Regions from separate parts of the Homo sapiens genome. Here region 2 is linked to region 1. A link is a loop called in an ENCODE intact Hi-C map of the cell type or tissue named here. Cell type or tissue: mammary epithelial cell. All regions are shown on one strand. Region 1 overlaps HMGB1 (high mobility group box 1). Region 2 overlaps KATNAL1 (katanin catalytic subunit A1 like 1).

Region 1 (5,000 bases):
TAAGATCTGTGGTCAAGAATAAACCCTAAAAAAACTGTTCCCATTCTCAACATCTTAAAAAAATGGTAGTTGTCATGACGTACCTACTAAAGTTACAAATTCTCCTTGAGCCAGAATTCATTTTAAATGGATCAGAATTATTAATGTTGGTGATTAATGGTGATTTCTATACAGTAGAAACTTCCATCTAAATCAGATTGAGTCATTTGCTCCTCTTAACAAAAAATCTGATGTTCGACACAATTGCAGCCTATCACTAACCCTGCTGTTCGCTTGCATGTATCTTGTTTTTAAAAATCTTGTTTAAATCATTCTGAAAGTAAAACTAGTTTTTCCTCCTTTATATATAGCACCGAATACTTGCAATGTTTGACAAAACCTTTTATCAGCCCATTAACCTATTTATAAGCATAAAGTGAGTATTTTTAAAGGGAAAAACTTTGCCATCCCTTATACTTATTTAAAAGGTACTGCTAAGAGGTATTATTAGAAACAAGATTTAAAAATATGTAACAAAATCTTAAGTTCTTAAGTGAAAGCCATTTAACTAGTATTTAAAACCTCTGCAATTATTAGTTTATTAGTATCATCCAGGACTCAGATGTTCAGTATTCCTCCTGAAATTACATAAACAAATGCAAATGGAAAGAATCCAAGTCTAAATTATATAACAAAACAGCACTCCATCACAAAAGCGTGTAAAATTACAAGAACGCTATTTTAAAATACTGGCACTTTAAGAAAACGATAATCTCGAAAACCACAAAATTGCCAAATTGTTCCCTAAACTCCTAAGCAGATAAACATGACTAATGAATGAGTTTGTTTTGTAAAGAAAAATCATTCAAATAAATTGAATAATTCATACTGAGATGCAAAGTTTGTCTTCTTTCTTCCTATCTACTTGGATTTATAAAGGGGCAAACCGTAATATAGGAAAATATACCCTATTTTGAATGTGGCATCTTTGTTTGAAAAGCTGGCCCAATTAATTAAAAATACTTGTAATGGAAAGTCTCGTTTCCTGAGCAGTCCATATTTAGATAAATGGGAAAAGACATCTATAGCCAGCATTTTCATAGTCTTCACTGAGACTAATGTCAACAAAAAATTTAATATGGCAGTCTTGTATTTTAAGCTCACGCTTTTGGGGATACATTCTCAGGTCTTCTTTAATGTGGGAACTGCAAAATATAACTGCCATTACATGGTAATGGGAGTTAAAGAATAGAGTCCTCATGTAAAGGTTAGAACATACTTTTCTATTAGTCCTTCAAGGACAGACTTTCAAAATGTTTGATTCTAATAATCCCATGCTTTGAGTAGATTGATTACTCTTCAGTTTGTAAATGTAAGTGGGCTATGTGAAATTTCTTAACTGATCAAGATTTTGGATGTTCAGTTATGGATGAAAACTATCTCAACTTAACTTTACCCCCATTATGATATGCAGGGTGTGTAGACAAAAGCTTTTTATTAGCTAACTATATGAAAGGATAAACACTGTAATAATTCATGTGATTCAAAATGGGCAAAAGCAAAAGACTAGCTTCCCCTCAAGAAGAAAAATTTCAGACCTATGAAAAGGACAACAATACTAATAAAAAAAATTGTATTTACTTAGAAGCATTCAGAATGTCAACAAAACAGCTGCAACTTTTTTTTTTTTTTTGCAATTACAGAGTGGTATTCAGTTAACAGAACAACAATTATTTCGTATAAGCTGCATCAGAGACAACTGAAGATGAAAAAACTACCATCCCCATATATAACTAATTTGTGCTGTGCACCAACAAGAACCTGCTTTAAATTTCCATGCCAATTTACAACCCCCATACTGTACCAGGCAAGGTTAGTGGCTATTGAAAATACCACCAGGACAGGGCTATCTAAAGACACATTCGGTAGTGTGTTAACTATACAAAAAAAGACACTGTACAGTTTAAAAACAAATCTTACACAGCCTTACATTTCAATTTTTTTCTTTAAAAGGAGTGAGTTGTGTACAGGGGGGTTAAATGCTTTATAGACAAGAAAAAAAAAACTGCGCTAGAACCAACTTATTCATCATCATCATCTTCTTCTTCATCTTCATCTTCTTCATCTTCCTCCTCCTCCTCATCCTCTTCATCTTCCTCATCTTCCTCCTCTTCCTTCTTTTTCTTGCTTTTTTCAGCCTTGACAACTCCCTTTTTTGCTGCATCAGGCTTTCCTTTAGCTCGATATGCAGCAATATCCTTCCAAAGCAAAGGGAGGATAAAACAGTAGGGAAGAAAAAAACATTAAGGAAAGAAATAGAACATGGCAGAACTTTATGAAAGAAATCAAGATTCTAGTTATACCAAAATATCACGTATCTGTAGATCCACAGCAACTCCAGAAATAACTAGAACTTCAATAAATGAACATAAAAATACAAGATCATTATAACAATCTATAACTCATGAAATGGCATAGTCTAATATTTGCAAAGTTATGCCTCATTGAGGTGCAATTATGTACCACATCCTAACTCTATTAAAACCAGAATGTAGAGACTTTGATTAAAGGGTAGACACTGCCACCTTCTGAATGCAAAAAAGCACTCTACAGGTTTACACTGTCAGACCTTAATCCTTAGTAGGAAATGTGGTCTTAAAAAAAAAAGGTAATTTGTCAATAAACATGCAATTAGGTTAAGAAACATCTAGAAATAAACACTTTTCAGAATGACTAAAGCTGAAAATTAAGTATTTAATATTTCAATTTACTGAACTATAAGAGTTATAGATTTCCTTAATCTTATTAATTTACTGGACAGAGCAGCAGACTTGTAATTTAACTTAGTGATGCTGTGGTTTTTTGAGTATCTAAAGGAAAAGAACATAAATGTTTCAGGATATGACTAAGAAAAATATAGCCTATATTACTTTGTCTAGCCTGTTTTTGTACTGTATGCCAAGCCATTTGAAAATGCTCATTTTTGACTTGAAGTGACTACCAACATTTTCATGAACTTCAAGATACTGGGGAATAACAAAACCAACATAAATGTACACAGCCTTTGTCTGAGTCTGATTACATTTTAGTCAAAAAAACCCTAATTTATTTGGTCCTCTGCATTCTTTGAAGGATGAGGACTTATATCAACACCATACTTAATGTAGCTGTTACCCTAAAAACTTATTACACCTCAAACTAAGTACAATCATACATCTGGCGTACTTGTCATCATTTTACCAAGCAAACCCACACTTCTTACCTTTTCATATTTTTCCTTCAGCTTCGCAGCCTTCTTTTCATAAGGCTGCTTGTCATCTGCAGCAGTGTTATTCCACATCTCTCCCAGTTTCTTCGCAACATCACCAATGGACAGGCCAGGATGTTCTCCTTTGATTTTTGGGCGATACTCAGAGCAGAAGAGGAAGAAGGCCGAACTAAAAAAAAAATTAATTTTAGGATTTTAAGTTAACAGATCACAAAAACAAATACTATCAAGTGTACACTGCATTGCTATTTAAAGCTGCCTGTGAATTTCTGTGATGCATTGGACAGGGTGCAAATACTATAATATACTAAATATCCTTCACAACCAAAGCTTAATTTACAACTATTTAATTTATACTAGCTAGAACCCTAGATGAACATTCTACAATTACACTATTTCAAAGGGATAGTATTTTTCAAGAAATAAAAAGATCAAAAGGAGATACACTGGGCAAAGGAGACCAAATGTCTAATTCAAATGCTCTGGGAACACTCCCACCCAACAGGAATTTTATACTATTTAAATATAACCAATATGAACAAGTATTAGCTAAGAAACTTTGATTGTACATTTACACTCTAAACTGACAAAGTAGCTTGCTAAATTTCTCTCAGATTCTACTGTAAAACGTGTCTGGGAAGTAAAAACAGGCAAGATACTCACGGAGGCCTCTTGGGTGCATTGGGATCCTTGAACTTCTTTTTTGTCTCCCCTTTGGGAGGGATATAGGTTTTCATTTCTCTTTCATAACGGGCCTTGTCCGCTTTTGCCATATCTTCAAATTTTCCTTTCTCTTTAGCAGACATGGTCTACAAAATAATTATTTGTAAGTTTAAGTTGTAACATTTAAGTAAATTATCCTCAAAACCAATGTCTTTTGCTATGTAATAGCGTCCCACTACGAGAATGCCAACTAGGCTTTTTTTTGCATCCTCAATTGGAAACTGTCTTTTAATTACCTTGTTAGCATGTTTTAAGCCCTCTTACCTTCCACCTCTCTGAGCACTTCTTAGAAAACTCTGAGAAGTTGACTGAAGCATCTGGGTGCTTCTTCTTATGCTCCTCCCGACAAGTTTGCACAAAAAATGCATATGATGACATTTTGCCTCTCGGCTTCTTAGGATCTCCTTTGCCCATGTTTAGTTATTTTTCTAAAAAATAAAATAAATATTTGATGTTAGCAATAAAATTATGACATATAAGACCTTAAAGTACTTAGTAAGGGAATGAAAACCAAAGTACTGGTTATTTAACACAGTAGCGACATCAACCTCCGTAAAATCAGACAAGAATATGGCCGAGAGATTAAATTCCTTGAAGGGGCTATGCCAAGCAAACAAAACAAAACAAAAACAGTCCTTCAGGGCGATCTCAAAAAGTCTAGACACAAAGATATACCCATACAGTATTCCCTATCTATCCGCCCGAGTCTGCTCTGAATGAGTATCTAACTGGTCACTTAAACGATTTTAAAATCTAGAACACCATTTTAAACCAACCAAACCAAAGGTCAGAAAACATGCTGCCAATTCGTGGCTTTGCACTAGATAGGGAATAAACAAGGGCCTAAGCGAGTCGACTCTTCCTAATTATGGGACCTTAAAAAAAAAAAATCACCGTGCACCGAAAGTTTCAAAAAACACCCTCTTTGCATAAAACTTTGCTCCAAAGAGGGAGCAGCAGCCAGCTCCGGTGCTCGGAACCCGGTTGGGGGGTGGCGGTGCCACCGCGAGGCAGCCTCGTTTCCTATCGG
Region 2 (5,000 bases), 210 kb before region 1:
TTAGTAGAGACGGGGTTACACTATGTTGCCCAGGCTGGTCTTGAACTCCTGGGCTAAAGTGATTCACCTGCCTTGGCCTCCCAAAGTGCTGGGATTACAGGCGTGAGCCACTGCCCCTGGCCCCAACACTCATTTTCAAATGAGCTTTTAGCAGAAGTGGGTATCTATTAGTTTCACCTAAGCTGCCTCAAAACCTATCGCAGCCTTCAGTGAGTTTCAGGAACTTCAGTATCCTAATGAATATTTGTGTGGTTACAAAAATTGTAACTGAGTCAAATATACCTTTCAAAGGCTTATGAAGTTTGCATGAGTTTGTTTTGAAAAACTGTAGTCCCCTCTGTTTCCACAGTGACTCAGAACATATCTTTTATCTCCAAACAACTGCGGAGTTCTTTTCTTTTCTTACATAAAAGGGTTACTTTCTAGTGACATTCTGAGTACTTACATGTCAATGAAAGAATAACTAAGATTTAGAAAATCATTTGATAACATTATAAATGAAAGACAATTTATAATTTCCAGGAAAAAAAATGTATTGACCATCCTGGCTAACATGGTGAAACAACGCCTCCACTAAAAATACAAAAAAAATTAGCCGGGCATGGTAGCGGGTGCCTGTAGTCCCAGCTACTTGGGAGGCTGAGGCAGGAGAATGACGTGAACCTGGGAGGTGGAGCCTGCAGTGAGCTGAGGTTGTGCCACTGCACTCCAGCCTGGGCAAGAGCGAGACTCCATCTCAAAAAAAAAAAAAAAAAAAAATGTATTTGACATTCAAAAAATGCTGCTTGATTATTTTGTTCTTTGCTTAAGAGTCACATTTAAAAACCAACATTTAATTGTTCTGGATCTCTTTTGGTAAATCCAATCCAGACTTTTCATCTAGCTTGGTAGGTGGGGAACTACATAACATGAAAAATCTTAAGGTTAAACAGGAAAAAGATGTGTGACTTCACAAATTCCATTCTTCCAGTATCCATGTCTCACTGTGAGACGCTGGCAAGTTTTAGCGCTCTGTACCACAGTTTCTTCATCTGTAAAGTCGGGATAGTAAGACACCTACTTCACGGGATTGCTTCATGAATTACTGTTTAATCACTTTGAACGGTGCCCAGCAAAGCAGCATCCAGTAAACCGTCACCATGGTTTCTCTTATGTAAATTCAAGACTGAAAGTTCCTTACCCTGTTCTAAAGGTTTATCTAAAAGCTACTAGCAAACTGGAGGTTGGATTTCAGCCGGTACTGTATTCTCTATAATGCAAACCAATGTTAGCTGCATAAAAATGAAGAAAAGAAACAAAAATAATATTTAAGATAAAGAGTTTCAAGTATCCATTTATGTGGCTTTTGATAATGGAGGGAACAAATTTTAAAAGTTAATGTATTTATTACTACCCTTCACTAATCCCAAAAAGGATCTGAAATAGAATCACTTGCTGTTTCATGGCATAAAAGCTCCCACAAACTACAAACATTAAAAAAATCTAATTCATTTTCAGTGTCCTATTGAGGCAGGGAGGTAGAATATGTCTTTGAACTATCTCATAAATAGAAATATTCAGAAAACACCAATTTTATTCTATCTTGGTCTATGTATTATGGCTATAAGACCTAGGAAGTTGGTCTGGAGTCCTTACCTACAGATCAAAATTACACGTAATAAAAATATTCAAATACAGTTTTGATGGATAACCACTTGTTATTAGATATATCTTTATTATACATATCATGGCCTGAATGTGATGACAGATCCTGAATCTCTAACTAGTAAAATAAAACTTTTCTGTGGCAATTTGATTACATTATCATTCATTTATGACATCACGGTGGAAACAGGAAATACTATCACTTAAAAATTTTTCTCTTTTTACTAAAATTAAGGCCTAAGAGACACATCAGATCATCCTGGCTACCTCCTTAATCTGTAAGATTATCTTCAACCCACTGTCCTAAGTCCATTTTAAGGGAAGTACAATTTCCACCGAATACTATGTTTATTCACCAATCAATTTCCTAAATAAGTACGTGTGCACAATGAACCCTAAGCAAGGGGAATCTTCTCAAGGAAAAGAAAAAAAATCTTGTTCTACTATAATCTACAGATAAATCAAAGATACTTATTTTTGGCAGTAGTAAATCATATCCCTCATCTTATTCTGTGAACAGATACATCTACCTTCTTGTCTTTCCCCATAACTATTTTCATTTATTGCTCATTTCTATTCAGAATACTTATTAAAATATTTTTCAAAAAAGTTTTAAAGCCGTATTTTTTCTTACAAGGGATCCATTTCACTAAATATTTTTATACATGTATGTGTATATAGATATTTACTACGCCTCTGAGGTGATTTGCATTGCAGCATGGCCTTCAAAATACAAAGACTACTTAGGCTTTGAATGAGACTTTTTTCTAACTCTTCCACGTCAAAACCAGGGTATCTTGAAAAGCCAACAAAAATCATAACATCCACCAAAAGTCCTGGGCTTCAAGTGAGTGAATTACAGAAAGACAGCATCTTGCCTTGTCATCTCTCCCTCTTGCTCTATAGTCCTTGTCCCTACTTGTAGAAGGCTTTTCACTCTTTGATATAGGATGTGCTCGGCCTACAGGTCCCCGGGCTCCTACTCCTGCCATTTCTTTCCTCAGAGGTCTTACTTCTCGATTGGGACGCCTGATCTGAGGTGGAGCTCTGACAAAAAAAAAAAAAAAAAAATTAAAATTAAAATTAAAATTAATCAAAGGCAAAAGTATGTCAATACTATCTTAGTCAATAAAATTGTTAAATCAAAAAGCCCGAAAGCTAATTTTTTCACCTTTGGCCAATTCATGGCCACAACTATTAGGTTAGTTTTCCCAAATTCTTTTTTCTAAAATATACTGGCTGATACAATTATTAAATACACACAAATGACACATAAAGCAGCAATTATTCTGTCAAAAGTTAATTATTAATCACCAATAGAGGGCAACACAGACTATCCCTATCTAATAATCTTAACAACATAATGGAAAGGCAATAATTTTATTCATTACTGTCCTAAACCAAGAATAAGTAACTTTTTTTTAGAAAAAAGCATTAAAAGCTGTAAGGACAGAAGTTCTAAATAAGTCTATTTGTACAGTTTACTAATTTCTGTTTTACAACCAAGATGATTTTCTCTGCTTCTATAATGGAAAATTAAACATTTCATTCATCAAATTACAAATGGCAGAGCTAACAATGAAATCTTCTTTAAGTAATTATGTTTTAAAATATTCATGTTTTGAGAATGTCTAAAAATCACAGAATCATTCAAATTATACAGTCCTCCAAATGTGATTAAAAATTTTGATAAATACATATAAGTATGCATGCAAAATAACATATTTTGTTTCATCTACTGTGGAACTTGTCTCCTGCAAACATTAAAGTTTTGAGGCTTCTCAGCACAGTTTTTGTCTCTTTTTGATTCTTGGGAAAGGGACTCTATCACTTCGTGTCTAATCTTAGTTCTCTCTTGAAATGTCTCTACCTCTGTTTTCCTACCTTTTCTCTTTCTATAGCTATGTATGTATCTGTAGCCCTCTAGATCCCATATGTGTATTCCATTTTTAACCACATGCCATATCTATTATTATCCCCTTTCCAGCCTCACACTTATAATTCACCTAACTCATCATGGAGTTCCGTTCCTCATATCAGAAAAGGTGACACATATGCATAATTCAAAGATAGGAAAATGGATAAAAAGCCATGAAGGTTGCAAACTAAGGGCCAAAACAGTAAGAAAAAGAAAAAAAAAGAAAAAAAAATGTGTTAACATGTTGTGAGTCTGATACAGCATATTTAGATGTTGGAATTAGACTACATCGTGAAATTTCTAGAAGGCCGGCAAAAACCGTATGTCTATCTATGAGGTAAACATACACTGACATCTTAATCCTTGGAGTTCAGTCCAGTTAAACAAGTATTTACTGAGGCACCCATTAGGTGGTATATGGCCTCTACCACACTGACCCTAGGAGGAGACAAAGACAAGCAATCTTGTGAAAGAAATCCTCAGGAAAGCAACTACAAAATAGTGCATAGTAATGGCTATGAGGCATTTTAAAATTTAAAGTATTATTACATTATCATCTTTAGGACATTAGTAGTCTTTTAAGCATTCTACCTATAAAATAAAAATGTGACGAGTCTGGTAAAGAATAAAAAATTGTAATTGTTAAATTGCTCTATTTCTAGTATTTCAATGTGACCACTGTTTTTTGACCTAATTTTTTTTTTTTGGATGAAGGGGTGGAAAGTAATAGAGTAAAACTTTACTTTTATTTGTATACACTTGTGTACATATAAATGTCTTTCCTGAGTCAGATTTATGGGTATGGCCAAAGACAATAAAATGAGACCAACAATCTTTTCCACACAGAATTTGCATCAAGTTTGCTCTTTTGTAAGCGGCTTCACCTGCTATTTAAATAGTCTGTTTTCTTTGTGGTCCTGCTTTTTAGACTCAAGAGCTAGCCAGAGCCTCTGCTCACCAACAGCAATCCCATCCCTCCCAGCTGGATGCCAGGCTGCTTGCCCATGGCTGGGCTTGCTGTGACCTCACTGCTCAGGGTGCACTGCAGCAGGTCTCAGACAACATTCCTTCTGCCTCCTCAGCTTGCGCTTTCCCCACCTCAGCTTGCGATTCAATGGCCGCCTAGGAGTCCTGCTGTAGTCCATTCTCCACACAAATCCCGCTCAGTAAAGCTGTATTGTGGAAGAATTGGTTCAAAGCTCTTACACAGGCTGCATTCTGAGTGTTTGCCATTACTGACCTTGTTCTGCCACTGAATATTCTGATGGGCTCCTAAATAGTCTGAGTGAAACTGCTCAAGAAGCCAGACGTGTCGTTTGTGGCAAGGCCCCTGTCTCATAGGAAGTGTGCCTCTGCTTTGTAAGTCTTCAGTTCCATCTCACTGCAATTGGATATTACATTTGTAACAGACTCTGTGGACTTCCCAAAGGACATCCTT

Evidence for each region. A loop is a pair of places that touch in the nucleus more often than their neighbours do. Peaks named below come from ENCODE experiments on the same cell type or tissue, not always from the same donor. Only the 100,000 strongest peaks of a DNase experiment are listed, where the experiment ranks them.
Region 2: a loop joins it to region 1, with 29 times the contacts of the local background. A loop is called at or near these places in 25 of 110 quality-filtered maps.

What each region holds. Positions count from the first base shown.
Region 1 is chr13:30,459,297-30,464,296 of GRCh38, forward strand. It overlaps HMGB1 (high mobility group box 1), which reads right to left. Exons shown (of 5, transcript NM_002128.7): 2 at 4,235-4,398; 3 at 3,911-4,056; 4 at 3,242-3,416; 5 at 1-2,237. The coding sequence starts at 4,384. The coding sequence ends at 2,061. Among named protein-coding and RNA genes, the nearest start is that of HMGB1, 4.1 kb to the right of the region's middle. In mammary epithelial cell, a CTCF peak has its summit at 2,572 (motif pointing left); no DNase peak of the experiment used is centred here; H3K4me3 peaks cover 1,323 bases; H3K27ac peaks cover 1,017 bases.
Region 2 is chr13:30,252,925-30,257,924 of GRCh38, forward strand. It overlaps KATNAL1 (katanin catalytic subunit A1 like 1), which reads right to left. Exons shown (of 11, transcript NM_032116.5): 4 at 2,523-2,691. Among named protein-coding and RNA genes, the nearest start is that of KATNAL1, 52 kb to the right of the region's middle. RefSeq lists an enhancer at 4,600-5,000. In mammary epithelial cell, a CTCF peak has its summit at 2,980 (motif pointing right); no DNase peak of the experiment used is centred here.